Regions from separate parts of the Homo sapiens genome. Here region 2 is linked to region 1. The links are chromatin loops, found by intact Hi-C in ENCODE. Cell type or tissue: dorsolateral prefrontal cortex. All regions are shown on one strand.

What was found. Hi-C counts contacts between places; a loop is a spot of excess contacts. Peaks named below come from ENCODE experiments on the same cell type or tissue, not always from the same donor. Only the 100,000 strongest peaks of a DNase experiment are listed, where the experiment ranks them.
Region 2: a loop joins it to region 1, with 2.2 times the contacts of the local background. A loop is called at or near these places in 2 of 110 quality-filtered maps.

What each region holds. Positions count from the first base shown.
Region 1 is chr19:33,426,011-33,434,010 of GRCh38, forward strand. The region is part of intron 9 of PEPD (peptidase D); the gene reads right to left. Among named protein-coding and RNA genes, the nearest start is that of CEBPG, 56 kb to the left of the region's middle. In dorsolateral prefrontal cortex, CTCF peaks have their summits at 4,830 (motif pointing right) and 5,031; a DNase peak (open chromatin) is centred at 4,831; H3K27ac peaks cover 552 bases.
Region 2 is chr19:33,675,804-33,683,803 of GRCh38, forward strand. The region is part of intron 2 of CHST8 (carbohydrate sulfotransferase 8); the gene reads left to right. Among named protein-coding and RNA genes, the nearest start is that of CHST8, 58 kb to the left of the region's middle. In dorsolateral prefrontal cortex, no CTCF peak of the experiment used is centred here; a DNase peak (open chromatin) is centred at 3,202; H3K27me3 peaks cover 696 bases.

The sequences.
Region 1 (8,000 bases):
CATCTTGCTATGTTGCCCAGGCTGCTCTCGAACTCCTGGCCTCAAGTGATCCTCCCACCTCGGCCTCCCAAAATGCTGGGATTACAGGTGTGAGCCACTGTGCCAGGCCCAGGTTCAATATTTAGGGAACACATGTTTGGCAGAGGATCTCAGGTCTCATGTCACTGCACTCCAGCCTGGGCAACAGTGGGAGTCACCCAGATCCCACCTTGTAGAGTGAGGACAGAATCCCCAAGTCACCCCTTCTAGAAAAAGCAAGTGCTTTGCTTTGGATTCCCTCTAGGGCATTTTTCTGTTTTGTCTTGAAAGAGTCCAGCACTACTTTATTTCTAAACATCAAATTGCTTTTTCAGCCTTACAATCTGAAAATACTTCACAAATGTGTCGTTTCAGATCTAACTTTCTCTGGAAAGTGCTGTTTCCTATCAATGTCTTTCTAAAGCACTGTCGCACCTGGGCCCAGCTCTGGGCAGCCCCTGCAACTCACTCAGTTCATCCTGAGGGTCTAGTACCCAGTTCCCTCCCTATCGTCCTCTGCTGAGGGCTCTGGAGAAGAGAGGAGAAGCAGTCTGTCCACATGGACTCACAGCCACTCTCGGTACTGTGAGCACAGGACACTGGATACAGGGACCTGGTCACCCGGGAGGCAGCGCCAAGCCAGTGGTCACTGCGCAGCAGGTGGCCTTGGCTACCCCATTAGGCTGGAGGGAACCAGGAGGAGCTGGGTCACTGAGGAAACAGGAGGAGCTGGGTCACTGCAGCCCCAGATCCCCAGCACCTGCAGGAAGCGAGGACCACAGATGCCTGTGAAAGACGTCTCCTCTCTGAGAAGGTTCTTCCAAGCATCCAGGAACCACAAGGCCCAGGACGCAGCGAAATGTGCCATGGAGGGAGGCCCAGACACCATCTGTCAGGGCCAGCCTGGACAGGCCCTAGGTGGGCAGGGCCCCTCCACCGCGTGCGGCTGTGTTTTATGGCAGCGAACCGGCTGTTAGGCGTGAACTGCCGACAACCCCTCTTCTAATGAGCCTTTCCATCCTCACTCACGACTCCAAACGTTATTTTAGTCACACTTGGCTGAAGGAACAACAGGAACGCTATTTATCACTTTGAAAGTCTTTATCTACTTAAGATGATGAATGGGGGTGGCAGTCACGCCGCCCCTACAGAGAGCAGCCTTGAGAAGAGGAGTGCCTTGGCCAGGGATGCACTCCAAGCATGGAGCTGGGGAGGCGGAGGCTGTCGTGGCTCATGGCATCTCTAGCATGTTCTGCACCTGTGCCCCATCGGGGACCTCTCAGTGCGGATGCCACCATCCAGGTCCTCAGCACCCTCTCGTGCCACAGAGCACAGAGGTAGGAGATGGGGGAAGTGGGACAGCCCCAGGAGCCCCCCATCGGTCCCCACCTGCAGCAGGATGTCCACTTTGGCTCCACAGAGGATGGGAGGGGCGATTTAAGAACCAACTCACATGTCCTAAACCTTTGCTGCTGACATCCCAGAGACACAGGGCAAGTTCCAAAAAATCCTCCAATCGGAGGATGCCAGGAATAACTCTTGCAAATTCAACTTTGGGGTAGCTTAAACCTATTTATCAATAGCTAATTAATAAAGTCTAAGTCTTTGGATGACAGGATGATTAAACTGGTTTTTAAATAATCCATTTTTAATTAAAATGCTACCCTCTTTTGGCTTCTGGATATATTCAAAAGGAAGCCTTAACAGATCTTGTTTTTAAATATACATTATACGAAGCCAATAATTAGAAGAATTTGTGCTTTTAATTATATCTTAATTATTCTTTGCCTATCGATGCAAAGTTAAATATCCTTTCTTTATGACACCAACACTACTCCCCAAAGCCAGTAGATTGCTAGCAGGAATTGTGTGTGTGAAGCCTGCTCCCGGAGATCCGTGCAGCAGTGACGGTGCCTGTAGGCAACCCATACCCCCGTCCTGGCAGGCGGCAATCTGATCATGGCAAAGCACTGGCTCTGGGCAGCACTCTCCTGGCCCCCACCTTGTAAGAGACACGCTTGAAGACAGAAGTGGTCGTTATGTGATGAGGGTCTGGGCCCCCCTCCTGCATAGCCAGGAGCCAGGAAGTTCCTTGACTTTACTCGCCAGCCTGCACACACTCTGAAGCATCTCGCCAGCGCCACCCACTGAAATTTAGAAAATTCGCACAGTGCCAAGGAGGGCTTGGAGGATGCAGAAGAGGGAGTCACGCCCGTGGATGCCGGGTTTCCTGATGTGCTTTGCTGGGTCCCCGCAGGGAGCCCAGGCATCACACACCTGTCCAGCATACCCCGAGCTCCCTCTTCCAGGACCCACAGCAACACCTATCCCAAGCCCACCCACTTCTAGCACCTTCTATCGGACACCTTCCACACTGACCCTCAACCACCTGCCAGTCTTTAACAGGTCCCCTCCTGGCCCACCTTCCCACCAGGAGGTCATGGCTAGAGGGGTCTCAGTGGACTCCTGGCAGCTGCTGCCCTTCAGGAGCTGGGAGGATGTCCACGCTCCACCTCCTGCTCACCGCCAGTTACCATCCAAAACCACCGTGGGCCAGGCTGACGCCCCTCTCCAGAAATCTCCCTGGGTTCCCCAAGGGGCTTCTCCCACCTCTCACCACCAAAAGCCCTCTGTAGGCAAGTCCCTCCCCACACTTCTACACTGCAGAACTTTCAGCCTGGCACCCTCCCGTTCCCTCCCAGTCTTGAAGGGCACTCCTAGAGGCAGGCCCATGTCACCCATACCCAAGGCTGGCCACAGTGATGAGCACACAGTAGGTCCTCAGTAAACATGTGAAGAAAGGGTAACGGATGGCAGGAACAGCAGGCCTGAACATGCCCAACAATCCAAAGAACATTCACACATACATGCACATATGCATATACGCACACATCCACAGGCAGCCGAAACCCTGTCTGCCCAGGCAGCCCCGAGTGGAGATCTAGCCCTGTGTTCACTCTGCTTCCTCTTTCTGGGCACATATCTTAGCCTCCCTGCAGCTAGGCTGGGACCATAGGACTGACTCTCATCCCAAGAGGAATATGAAATGACATGTGCTGCTTCCAGGCCATGGCTTTTAAGAGTGGGTGTGAATTCTTCATGTTCTCTCTCTTCCTTCTCAGAGGGGGCAGAGTTGGGCAGTGGAAGCAGCCCTGCATCCCTGCTGGAGGAGAGCCACTGGGCCAGCCACAGATGGCAGCATGAGCAAGAAATGAGCCTTTACCGTGCTAAGCCACCGAGATCTGGGTTTCTGTTGTTACCACCCCAAAGGCTACCCTATACTGACTAATACACCTGGGAATTTAGAATACAGCAAAAATGGAATTTTACAATGGGGGGCAAAGACATTACTCCAAAGACAACAGGTCACTTAGTAATTACGCGGGGGCAGAAAAGCCAGAATCCTTGTTTATATATTATTCTTAAATGCAGTTTAGCTCAATTAACGTATTAAATATAAAAGACGAAACCATGTGGATACACAGATATCTATTAAACTATACACAGCAGTGTTTGAAATATTTCATAATTATGCAAAAACTGTTATTTAAAAGAAAGTCATCAGACTATAAAGATAGAAAAAACATGCTGATAACTGGATTATATTGAGGTAGTAGAAAAAGCAATTTCGCAAAGGCATAAACTATACAGGAAAGGACCAACATGACAACTGATATTTACAATTTCTGTACATCAAATTGGGAAAAATATTTCCAACACACAGAACAATAGTACAAAGAGCCCAATTACAGAGCAATAAGTCACCCACAAATGTCCCGATTGCAAATGGGCAAAGGACTGAAAACCCACAAAGATAAATGCCCAAGAAATACTTACAAGAGAAGTTTAAGCTCGTCAGTAATCAAATCAGCAAAAATAAAGACGGGGTATTACTTTTCCCTAATCAGAATGATAAAGGTGAATAATGGAAATAACACAATTAATCTTGAGGCCTGGGTGGGCACACCGGCACTCATGGTTTGGGAGGAGGGGTGTCCTGCACGCTGGCTGAGAACATGGCTTCTGGAGAGAGGCCACCTGGCTCCTCTAAGACCCATCTGTCTACTGTGGGGTCTCTATAATGCAGAGAGGATGCCACACTCCTCTCCGCTCCCCCTCACGGGATTAAATGAGAACATCCCCGGGAAGGACATGGTATCTGCTCACCAGACACTAACCCAGCCCCAGCCGTGAAGGGAGAACAACTTTTCTAGATGGCACTGGGCTTTGGGCATCAACATTTTTCCAGCAATTCCATTTGCAGGAGTTTACCCCAAGGACACGGTCAGTTTGACACCCGAGAGACGGCGAGGTAGGGTTGACGGTCGAAGTGTCGTTCACACTGGGAACCACCTGGCTTCCGGGGGCAGTCTGGGTAAGTGGATTATGATGCAGCCCCAGTGTGCCCCAGTTCACTGCCAGGAAGAGACTTCTGCTGCAAAAACTCTGCCCAGTGTGAGCCCAGCAGATCAAAGCCCGTCTGTCTGTGCCCCAGAGAGACCGGAAGCCTGTTTGCTACAGCAATAAGGTTTTGTGTGCCTCTGCATCAAAGGGTTTTTTTCCTATCTTGTTTATAATGTTCTGTACTGACTGGATTTCCTACTGGCATATGTATCTTTTTATCAGAGTAAAGCTATTTTCATTTTGAAAACACTTTTGGGAAGAAATAAAAGCTACCTGTCAAAGACCTGCTCCCCTCGCCCCAGCCTCGCCCCACTGGCCCCAGGGGGCTTCTTGTCCTGATGTGTTCTGCCCAGTGGACACAGCGCACACTCCCCAAGCACAGCTGCCACCGAGGACGACACTGGGAAGCTGCCACCAGAGGTCGCAAGTGCACGCCGTCTGCCACGCACACAGAGCTCCTTGAAAAACCTTCAGCCTGGCTGAAGGAACCACAGTGTATCTCTGTTTTGATACCATTGTTGTGGACAAAGTAAAAAATAAGCAATCCAGCCAGGTGCTGTGGCTCAGCACTTTGGGAGGCTGAGGCAGGAGGACTGCTTGAGCCCAGGAGGTCGAGGCAGTGAGCTATGATCGCACCACTGCACCCCAGCCTGGGCAACAGAGCAAGATCCTATGAAGGAAGGGAGGAAGGGAGAGAGGAACAGAGAAAGGGAGAGAGGAAGGAAGGAAAGAAGGAAGGAAGGAAGGAAGGGAGGGAGGGAGGGAGGGAGAGAGGGAGGGAGGGAAGGAGGGCAATTCAAGCCCAATTCCTTCCCGAAGGAAGGAAGAGAGGGACGAAAAGAAAGAAAAGCAATTCAAGCCCAATTCCTCCCTGACTCTATCAGGAAACTCTACCATGGGTTGAAATCACCCAAAATCTGAATGTCCAGGTCCCCGCCGGAGGCCAGGGCTGGGGGCCCATCTTCATCATCCCAAAACTCATGTGGGAAATTTCCCCAAGAGGAGACAGAAAACAAAGCAAAGATTTCCTCTCTTCATTCCGCCCAAGACAAAGCATCTGAAATTCCACTCTCGATGTTTCCTTCATTATCTCCCACTTTCTACCTCTCCTTTTTGCCACAGGGGGAAAAATTCTTCCTGGGAAGGACATCCTCGGAGACACTCCCCTCCCAATTAACACCCATCTGGCAGCACCTCTGCCTGAAGATGGGTAGCAAATGCTAGTGGAGGGACCACTCTTTCCTGCTTCCTGGCCTCATGATCAAAATGGGAAGATTAGGCAGGTCGTGGTGGCTCAAGCCTGTAATCCCAGCACTTTAGGAGGCTGAGGCAGGTGGATCACCTGAGGTCAGGAGTTCAAGACCAGCCTGGCCAGTATGGCAAAACCCTGTCTCTACTAAAAATACAAAAATTAGGCAGGTGTGGTGGCAAATGCCTGTAATTCCAGCTTCTCGGGAGGCTGAGGCAGGAGAATCGCTTGAACCTGGGAGGCGGAGGCTGCAGTGAGCTGAGATGGCGACACTGCACTCCAGCCTGGGTAACAGAGCAAGACACCACCTCAAAAAAAAAAAAAAAAAAGGGAAGATTAAACCCAGAGTGACCATTACGAGTCTAAGAGTCATAGGCTGAAGCTAAGAAGTCTTCCCAGGTAAGGGCCACTCTGGGAAGAAAGTGCAGCCCTATCCCTTCCTCCACCCAGAGCTCCTGAGCTGCTCCACTGCACCGGCAGGTTTGGAAGCAAGCTCTGTCGGCAAGGCTCTCTGGTATGCAGCCTGGAGAATCCAAGCCCCTAGAAGGCCTGCCAAGTCCTGCTTCAGGAGCCCACTTAGCCTTCTTCTCTGGAATCAGATTCTTTGGCAAAACCTCTGTCTGCACACGGAGGTATCCCTTTTGCACAGGGAGCTAGAGAAGTCAGAGACTGGTTGGAAAACAGCCTTGCTTGTCTCCTCTGGCTAAACACTCCCCACACGGGGCACCCCACCCTGGGGACCACCCACCCAAGCAAAAGGAGCCCACCCCACCCCAGGGGAACACCGACAGCTCAGGTTTCCACTGCAGACAGGATGGGGCAGAACCCGCAGCTCTGAAGAGCCGATTGAAAAAGCAAATTTCCCTCTGGTGCTCTCACTGGAAAAAAACATGATAGCTCTCTCCCCTGGGAGCAGGAGGAAGCCTCTTTGTCCAGGAGGACTGTGCTGTTCCTTGGAAACGAGCCTGCTGCCATGAACAGATCCAGCAGGTATGGGCAAATCACCTAGAATGCATAAAACATTACGTTCGCCAAATCCCCCTGGACAGAAATCTCGGATTCAGCAAACAGCTCAGATCTGAATGGATTTCCACTCACAGCTTTGAAATCCCCCAATTAAAGGCACAAGCGCATGGCAAAGTTGGAAGCTTTGGCGCTTCCGGGCTCCCAGTACCCACAGCCTGGATGGAGATGGTGGCAGTGACATGGCCTGGGTCACATGCACACGCCTTCCAGAGGCACCTCGGCCTCCTCGGCTATAGCAGCTAGCGGGTGTGGCTGGCCTGGAGCGACAGGCTCCCTCACTGCCATGCTGCCTGCAGCTGGGTTCCCTTGAGTGAAAACACTTTAAGGGAATTGTTTCTATCCCTCCATTCCTGAACAAGCCAGTGGTCCCCAGGGCCCCAGGAGCTACACACCCATTTGCATGTTGTCCCTAATCAACTGCAATCCATGTCAATCAGGGCCTTACTGGTCTCGGGCACAGAACATGCTGGGTGATGCCTCAAAGTGCCAGCCTCCCCAGCAACTTCACTAAGGAAGAGGTTTCTTTATAAAATGTCTGCAGTCTGATGGCTGGCTCTCCTCTCTTTCAGTGTGAGCTGCTGTTTTCTCCTTAAACTGCAGAGCCAGAGCTCTCTTCTCCCTGCCAAGGGGGCACGCCCACTCCACAAACACACAAGGTACACCAAAGCCCTTGAGACACTCTTGGAATAATGATGCCCACTCTGTACCTCCAGGGGACTTAACTAATTTATAAGGCAATTTTAATAATAACCATATATTAATTTTACATCCCCTTTTTTACCTATTTCAGTGGCTATGAACTGTTAGGAATTAGGTAATATATTACAATGGGCTCCTGGGGTCTTTTTATTAACTAATGCCCCATATTTAAAAACCTTCTTGTCAAATGAGAAACATTAAGAAGCGCTGTCCCTTTTATAATTGCTTCTAATAGACTCGATATTCAGGTCCTGGCCTGAACAGAGAGCCCAGGCGATACTTCCTTAAATTGCATTTAACTTTTCATTTTCTTTCTGTCATCGGCCAACCGAATAATTCTGCAAGTGCACAAATGGTCATTTTACCGTGTCGGTCTGTAGCTCTGGAGATGTCTGTAAATCTGCAAGTTAGGAGGACCACTCAGGTCAAGAGATGCACAGCGTTTCTGCCCGGAGTCTGGCCGCAGGAGCAATGCTTGGCCATTTTGGTGTGTGTGTGCAAGCCTATTTATCAAAATATATGCCAGTAAACCACACCCATCTTAAATACCCAGATTGATGACATCTCACAAACGTGCCCCGTGGGTGAAGACCCCAGGACATTT
Region 2 (8,000 bases), 250 kb after region 1:
AGCCTCTCTTCCCAGAGGATTTTTCTCCCTCAGCTGATTTTGCACAAAAGTCCTTGAACCGGGAAGCATTGTTCTCATCCAGGGGTCACGTGCCTTTCCCTAATCCAGGCTCCCGGGTTGGGGGAGCTCCAGAGTGGCAGCCCAGCAGGACCATCTGCCTTTCCCCAATCCAGGCTCCTCCTTAAGCCTCATGTCCATTCTGGATTTGGCCTGAGGTCCACCCATTGCCTCCTCTTTCATTGTAGGAGGCTGAGGCAGGAGGATCACTTGAGTCCTCTTTCATTATAGAGGGAGCAATGGGTGGTGGACCTCAGGCCAAATCCAGCATGGACATAAGGCTCAAGTAAGTTTTTTTAAATGTGCATTGCTTGCCAATTTCAGAATCAGGAAATTTCAAGTTAAAAATCCAGTTTCCAAATTGGAAGGTCTAAAGGTCTGCATTGCTACAAGGGTCATCAGATGTGTCATTTAAAAAATAATTTTGGGTCCAGTGCAGTGGCTTATGTCTGTAATCCTAGCCCTTTGAGAAGCTGAGGCAGGCGGATCGCTTGAGGCCAGCAGTTTGAGGCCAGCCTGGCCAACACAGTGAAACCCCATCTCTACTAAAAATACCAAAATTAGCCAGACGTGGTGGCACACGCCTGTAGTCCCAGCTACTCAGGAGGCTGAGGCAGGAGAATCACTTGAACCCGGGAGGCAGAGGTTGCAGTGAGCCAAGGTCGTGCCACTGCACTCCAGCCTGGGCAACAGAGAGAGACTCCATCTCAATATAATAATAATAATAATTTTTGCCCCGGTGTGATGGCTTACGCCTGTCATTCCAGCACTTTAGGAGGCTGAGGCGGAAGGATTGCATGAGGCCAGGAGTTTAAGACCAGCCTGAGCAACATAGTGAGACCCCATCTCTATAAAAATTTTTGAAAATTAGCTGGGTGTTATAGCATGTACCTGTGGTCCCAGCTACTCAGGAGGCTGAGGCAGGAGGACCACTTGAGCCCAGGAGTTTGAGGCTGCAGCGAGCCATGATCATACCACTGCACTCCAGCCCAGGTGACAGAGCGAGACCCAGACTCTTAAAAAAGAAAAAAAAAAAAAGAAATCCAGGTTTCCAAATAGGAAGATCTGAAGGTCTTGATCTGCTACCAAGGGTCATTGGATGTGTCATTTGAAACATAATTTTTATTATGAAAGTGTCTTGTGGTTATTATAGGAAATGAGCTGCTTCAAACAGCTGCTCACTAGAGACCAATGACTGACATTTTGAGTCCCACTATAAAAACGCCTGTCTTCATTCCTCTTTAGAGCAATCACATAAGAAGTCAGGGCTCCAGCAACCCCTTGTGTGATCAGCCGGCAGGGGGGGGCACTGGGGCATGAGTGTGGGGTCTGTGTGGATGCTCTTTTGCTTTAAGATGCTCCCAGTTAGCCGAGTGCTGCCCACATCCCTGCCCCACCTGCCCCTGCCTGGCAGACAGATGCCACAGAGCCCCACGTACAGGGATCATAATGGTTTACACCTCTTCTGCCTGTGTCCTTGAGGTTGAGCGATGAGGGCATGTGAAACCCAGGATGGTAGAAAAGAGGCTGCAGGCTTAGGGAAAGAAACCAGAGAAACCAGACTCCCTTGGATGTTGTTCAAGATAAGCAAATAATTCAGCAGAGCCATATGGAAAGATGGTGAGACCGGCCGTGGAGGAGCAGGCACCCTGCAGAGAGGACTGGGACCCAGCAGCCCATTCCACCAGACCCAAGCCTGTTCCTCCACCCCAGGGCAGCATCCCACCACTGCAGGAATCTTCTCAAATAGCTCCATGGTACCAGTCCACCAGGGGCCTACTTACTGGCTGGGAAAACAGGAGCCCAGATACATAGCATGAGGATGCCCCAAATCTCCCAGTGACAACATTGAATGCTGAGTGCTGTCTCCTCTGTGTTACTCTCCCACAGTCCCCTCTGTCAGATAAAAGCCGTTAGTCTCTGGAACACACAGGAGGGTGCCTCACTTGGCCTGGGGGCCATCAAGGAATGGTGAGAGATGAGACTGGGCACGGGAGGTTGGCAGAGGCAGGATATTCACAGATCTGGTGGACCATGCTGAGACATTTTAACTTGGGTCACTGGGCACCTGGGGGGCTTGGGAGTGACCACAGATGTATTGCAGGACAGGTGTTGAGATGGGGAGCTGTCCAGGCTACAGGTGCTGAATCAGAGCCGCACCGAGGGACTGGGAAAGAAAGACAGGACACATGTTCAGAAGGCCAGATCTGCACTCAGGTGTCAGGAGAGGGAGGAAGTGTTAGTCTGGACCCACATTTCTGGCTTTCCAACACTCTGTGGGGAAAAAGAAGGGCACCAAGGGGTCACTGGGGTGGAGGAGACTTGGAACACAGGACGTTAGCTGGAAGGAGATCTGAGGCAGAGACTAATGGAGAAGGGATGTTCCTGTCCCATGCACAGTCACTCATTAGTGCTTCCAGGTCATTTGAAGCCCCAGTCACTTCCTGGTGGCCTAAATGAGACCTGTTTTTCCACAGAGCATCCAGGATAGGGCCAAGAGACTTTTGTTCTGCCATATTCTTAGTCTTGAGCCTTCACATTGGGAGAGACCAGCCTGTTTTGAGATGAGCTCCAGGGAAAATCATGCTGGACTGGTAGAGGTCAAGACTGTGAGGGTTTACCTGTAAACCCAGTGCTTTGGGAGGCCAAGGTAAGAGGATTACTGGAGGCCAGGAGTTTCAGACCAGCCTGGGCAACATAGTGAGACCCCACTTCTACAAAAAATTAAACATTTAACCAGGCACTGTTAAATTGAGTAGTCCCAGCTACTCAAGAGTCTGAGGTGGGAGGACTGCTTGAGCCCAGAAGTTTGAGGCTGCAGTGAGCCATGATTGCATCTCTGCACTCCAGCCTGGGTAATAGAGTGACACCCTGTCTCTAAGAAAATAAAAATAAAAAAAGATATTGGAGGTTACCCTTTGGAAGCCAGCCTCCTTCCAAAGGGTATGGCCATGCTTGTGTGCTGAGTGGACCCACAGAGCACAACCACTGGACTCCACATGACCCCAGCCCGAAGGACCCAGCTGGCTCCAGTGCAGGAGCTTCCTTTCACCTTCGTTGTCCTTTTACTAGCTTCTCTTCATTCGCCACACATTGCCCAAGCACCTGCTCTGTGCCAGGCACTGTTGGCAGCTGGAAACACAAAGACAAGTCCTCTGGGGCCTCCTTGTGCCAGCCACAGGGAGAGAGATTCCCTGGAAGGCAGCCAAGGCTTCTTGCCATTCTCTCCTCAGAAGTCTATGGACTGCCTTGTGTGTCTGCACCCTGCCAGGGGCCAGGGCATTTCAGGTTTACTCACAGACTCCTCTCTGTCCATATTATACCCCAACTTTCAATTTTGAGAAGTAAATATGCAATTTTTTCCTCCCTGTAATTTTCCCTGCTGTGGCTGCGGATGTCAGAGCCGCTGGAAAATGTGAATAGCTCAGTGCTTTCTAGAACTGAAAGGAAGCTGGCCATGCCGCATCCTACATCCCCAGGTGCTCTTGGCAGGATCCAGCAGCTCAGGTGGGGAGAGATGCTCTCCAGGCTGTACTGTCGAGGGAACTTTTAACCCAAATAATTCATGTTCCCACCTTCTTCCATTAGCAACGAGATAATTGCCAAGAAGTAAGTGTGTATCTGTGTGAGTGTGCACACGCATGCGTGTCTGTTGCAGGGACATTAGCAGAGGAGGCGAAGTGAGTGTATTTGCTTATGCAGCCAAACTTTCTGCGTGTTCCTCTGGAGACTGTCAGACCTTCGTGTCTCAGTAACTGAAGGTCAGGACAGTCTGATCTAAGCTTTTGTTTTGGAAAAGCATGGCTGGGGTGGAGAGAGAGAGGATTTGAGTCAGATCTGGGGTGGCGCTTATTTCTTGTGTGTAACCTTGGCCATATTTAGTCTCTCTGGGTCTTCATTTCATCATCTGCAAAACAGAGTGGTGGGCTTGGAGATCTGCTGCCCAGATCTTCCTTCCAAGAAGGATTTGCTGACCACCTGGGGACTGTGTGATCAGCAGCCAGCCTCTAGTCCTCAACTCCACGAGGGGCTGCCTCATCTGAGATCACGCCCTTCTCTGGGCAACCCACATCCAGCTACTGAGTAAGGGGGAGGTGTAAGGGTCCAGCCCTATCTTCCTTCTGCAGGACACTCCGACAGGCTGAATCCACTCCGGAGCCCACCATCAAGGCCTACATCCCTATTCCACTTCTTCCCACTCCAGCTTCCTCCCTTTTCCCTTTGCAGGTATTGATCCTTAATAAACATTGTGCACCCCAAACTCCATCTCGGTATCTCCTTACAGAGAACCAAACCTGTGGCAAATAGGGATAATGATTTTTACTTCAAAAGGTTATTGTGTGAAAGCTAAATGGGATGTTTATGTAGTATCCAACATTGTGCCTGGAACGTTAACAAATAATGATAAATACCTGTTCCTTTTTCTTTTCTTTCCCTCACAACTGTGACTCAAAATCCCATTCTGGGCCTCGAGCAGGTGTTCCTAACCTGTGCTCTGTAATATTGGTTTGGAAAAAGCCCAGCAAGGCAAGTGGCCCTGAAAATCTGTGCTGCGGCTAAATCTGAGATCCTGGCTGATGGCTTCAGAGCCAATTCTTGTCCCTGTCAAGTTCATTATCCATGGATCACGTCAGCCCTCTTCAAGGTTCCTCACTGAAAAGAAATTGAGCATGCAAATACTCTTTTATCATAATCACCACGTATCCACAGGGTAATTCATAAAAGAGCTGGAAATATGTTGAAATTCAATATTGTTTTAGTCCAAATCGATATTAATAATTGTTTGCATTTTTAAAGTGCAATTTGCAATTGAAAAGTGCACAAAGATCAACCAGTAGTTGCTAACACATCAAATTTTCCTATTAAAGGCACAGTCCCTTAACTTTAAAATGTTTCTTATACAACAGGGGCTGGAGCTGATCCATGGAAATGACTATCTCTTATTTACGTGCACAACATTAGAATTGGCTTCCATTCTGCATGAGCTGAAAGGCCAGTCACTTTTATTTGTAAGTTTTGATTTCTTTAATTAAATTTTTAATTTTGAGATAATAATATATTCATATACAGTTGTAAGAAATAATGCAGAGAAATCCCATATATCCCTTACACACTTTCCCCAATTGTAACGGTTTGCAAAACCGTAGAACAGTATTAAAACCAGGATATTGACATTGATACGGTCGAGATAGAGAACATTTCCTTCCCCACAAGGATCCTCGTGTTGCTTTCTTCAGATCTTTAAAAATTAAAGATTTTTGAAGGAAAAAGGACCCTGTTAGATTTCTGCCTTGAAACGATAGCTATCACTAAATGAGGCACTGTCCCAGCTGGGCTCAGTGGAGTTCACACAGAGGAATGGTCCCCTAGGTCAGGAGTAGCCCAGGTGGAACTCACCTCAGCCAGGGAGGCCTCAGGGGAGCACAGCTTTGCACATCAGAAAGAACCTGAGAACAGTTTTCAGTTTGACACTTGCAGTGTGGCCTTTGATCCCTCAAACAAGGACAGGGTTGTCAAGAAGGGAAACAGCTTGGCTGGGCTCATGTGGGCCACAGGGGCCCAGTTATCCCAGGAACAGGGATAACTGTTCCTTCCTAGAGTGTAGAACTCTGGGGCACAGCCCTGGCAGCCTCCCTGAGGACATGTCATGGGACCAACCCAGTTCCCTGGTGAGGGACAGGCGGCAGGTGTGGGTGAGGGGTGCCCTTGACTGAAGCCTACCTGGCATGCTTGAAAGTAACCCTATGCAAATGAAATTCACAAGGTGCCTCCCTGTTTCAAGACATTTGTCTCACACCAGAGCTGCAGGGAACTTGGGAACTCATCTACAGCAGGTATTTTGGATGAGGACTGATTCTGAGATAGGGAAACTCAAGTCCTGAAGATCAGACTTAAGTGGAGGGGAAGTCAGGCCAGAGAACCTGGGGTGCCCTGCTCTGAGCCTGATGGCTACCCTGTGACATCCAGATGCCTTGTTCAAGCTGCTTCCACTGAGGGTTTTGGGTTTTGCTTTTTTTTTTTTTTTAACGGAGTTTCGCTCTTGTCACCCAGGCTGGAGTGCAATGTCATGACCTCGCCTCACTGCAATCTCCACCTCCCATTCTCCTGCCTCAGCCTCCCGAGTAGCTGGGATTACAGGTGGCTGCCACCATGCCTGGCTAATTTTTGTATTTTTAGTAGAGACGGGTTTCACTGTGTTGGCCAGGCTTGTCTTGAACTCCTGACCTCAGGTGATCCACCCGCCTTGGCCTCCCAAAAGTGCTGGGATTATAGGCGTGAGCCACCGTGCCTGGTGTGTGTGTGTGTGTGTTGTGGTTTTTGTTGTTGTTTTTTTTTTTTTTTTTTTTTTTGAGACAGAGTCTCGCTCTGTTGCCCTGACTGGAGTGCAGTGGCGTGATCTCGGCTCACTGCAACCTCTGCCTCCCAGGTTCAAGCGATTCTCCTGCCTGGAAAACAGGCATGCACTACCACATGCAGCTAATTTTTGTAATTTTAGTAGAAATGGGGTTTCACCACGTTGGTCAGACTAGTCTCAAACTCCTGACCTCTAGTGATGCACCCAGTTCATAATCATTTTTAAGTGTACAGTCCAGTGGCATTAATTACATTCACATTGTTGGGCAACCATCACCACTATCCATCTCCAGAACCTTTTCATCATCCCAAACAGAGACTCTGTACCCATTAAACAACTCCCTGTTCCTCCTTCCAGTCCCTGGTAACCTGCATTCTACTTTCTGTCTCTATGAATTGGACTACTCCTGGTACTTCACACAAGTGGAATTATACAGTATTTGTCCGTTTGTGTCTGGCTTGCTTCACTTAACATGATGGCTTCAAGAGTCACCCATGTTGTAGCATGTGTTGCTATCATTGACTTTTTGATTGACACATGCAAGCTGTAATTTTTTGGGGGGGTTCCTAGCATCACAATATATTTTAAAGGTTTGGGGATGCATTAGTCCACTTTTGTGTTGCTGTAAAGAAATACTTGAGGTTGAGTAATTTATAAGGAAAAGAGGTTTAATTCGCTTGTGGTTCTGCAGGCTGTACAGGAAGCATGGTGTTGGCATCTGCTCGGCTTCTGGGGAGGGCTTCAGGAAGCTCACAATCATGGCAGAAGGCAAAGTGGGAGGAGGCCGGTCACATGGCAAGAGAAACAGTGAGAGAGAGATGAGTGGGGAGGTCCTAGACTCTTTTAAACAGTCAGATTTCACATGAACTGAATGAGAACCAACTCATCACCAAGGGGATGGCACCATGCCATTCATGAGGGATCCACCCTGTGATTCAGTCCCCTCCAACCAGACCCCACCTCCAACACTGGAAATCACATTTCACCATGAGATTTGGAGGGGACACATATCCAAACCATGTCAGGGGACAATCAGTCAATTTTGTGGCATCTCAATGGTGTGTGTCTTTTGTGTAAACATTGCACCTGTTAATGTGTATGTATATGTAGAGGGAGAATCAACATTTGTCTTTAAAAGTGTATTTGTCTTCAAGCTCTGTGATCTGAAATCTGTCATACTGACATGAGGAGGCAAAAGTGAGGTCCTGGTGGCGAGCGGGCCTCGGGTATTTCAAGCTTTAAGGCTCCACTGGGCTCCCTGGGGGCCGTTTCTTCCTTGCTTCTTCCTTGCCTCCTGTCATAGGATTGGGCTACTCTTTGGACCTGATTCCAAGGCAGCTCTGAGGAAAACAAACCCTCAGCTCCCTGAAACATAGATGACCTTTTTAAAATTCCAGGTTCATGGAGTGCCTCTCTCCAGATGGCCCCAAACACTTCCATCTATTAACTCGTGCTCATTCAACGTGCAGCAGAGGCTATTGATCACCTTCCCTGTGCCGGGGACTGTGCTAGGTGCTGGGAATACAAAGATGGGGAGAGGCCTCGATGCGATTCCCGATTCAGAGGCAGGTGGCAAATGCTTTTCCCA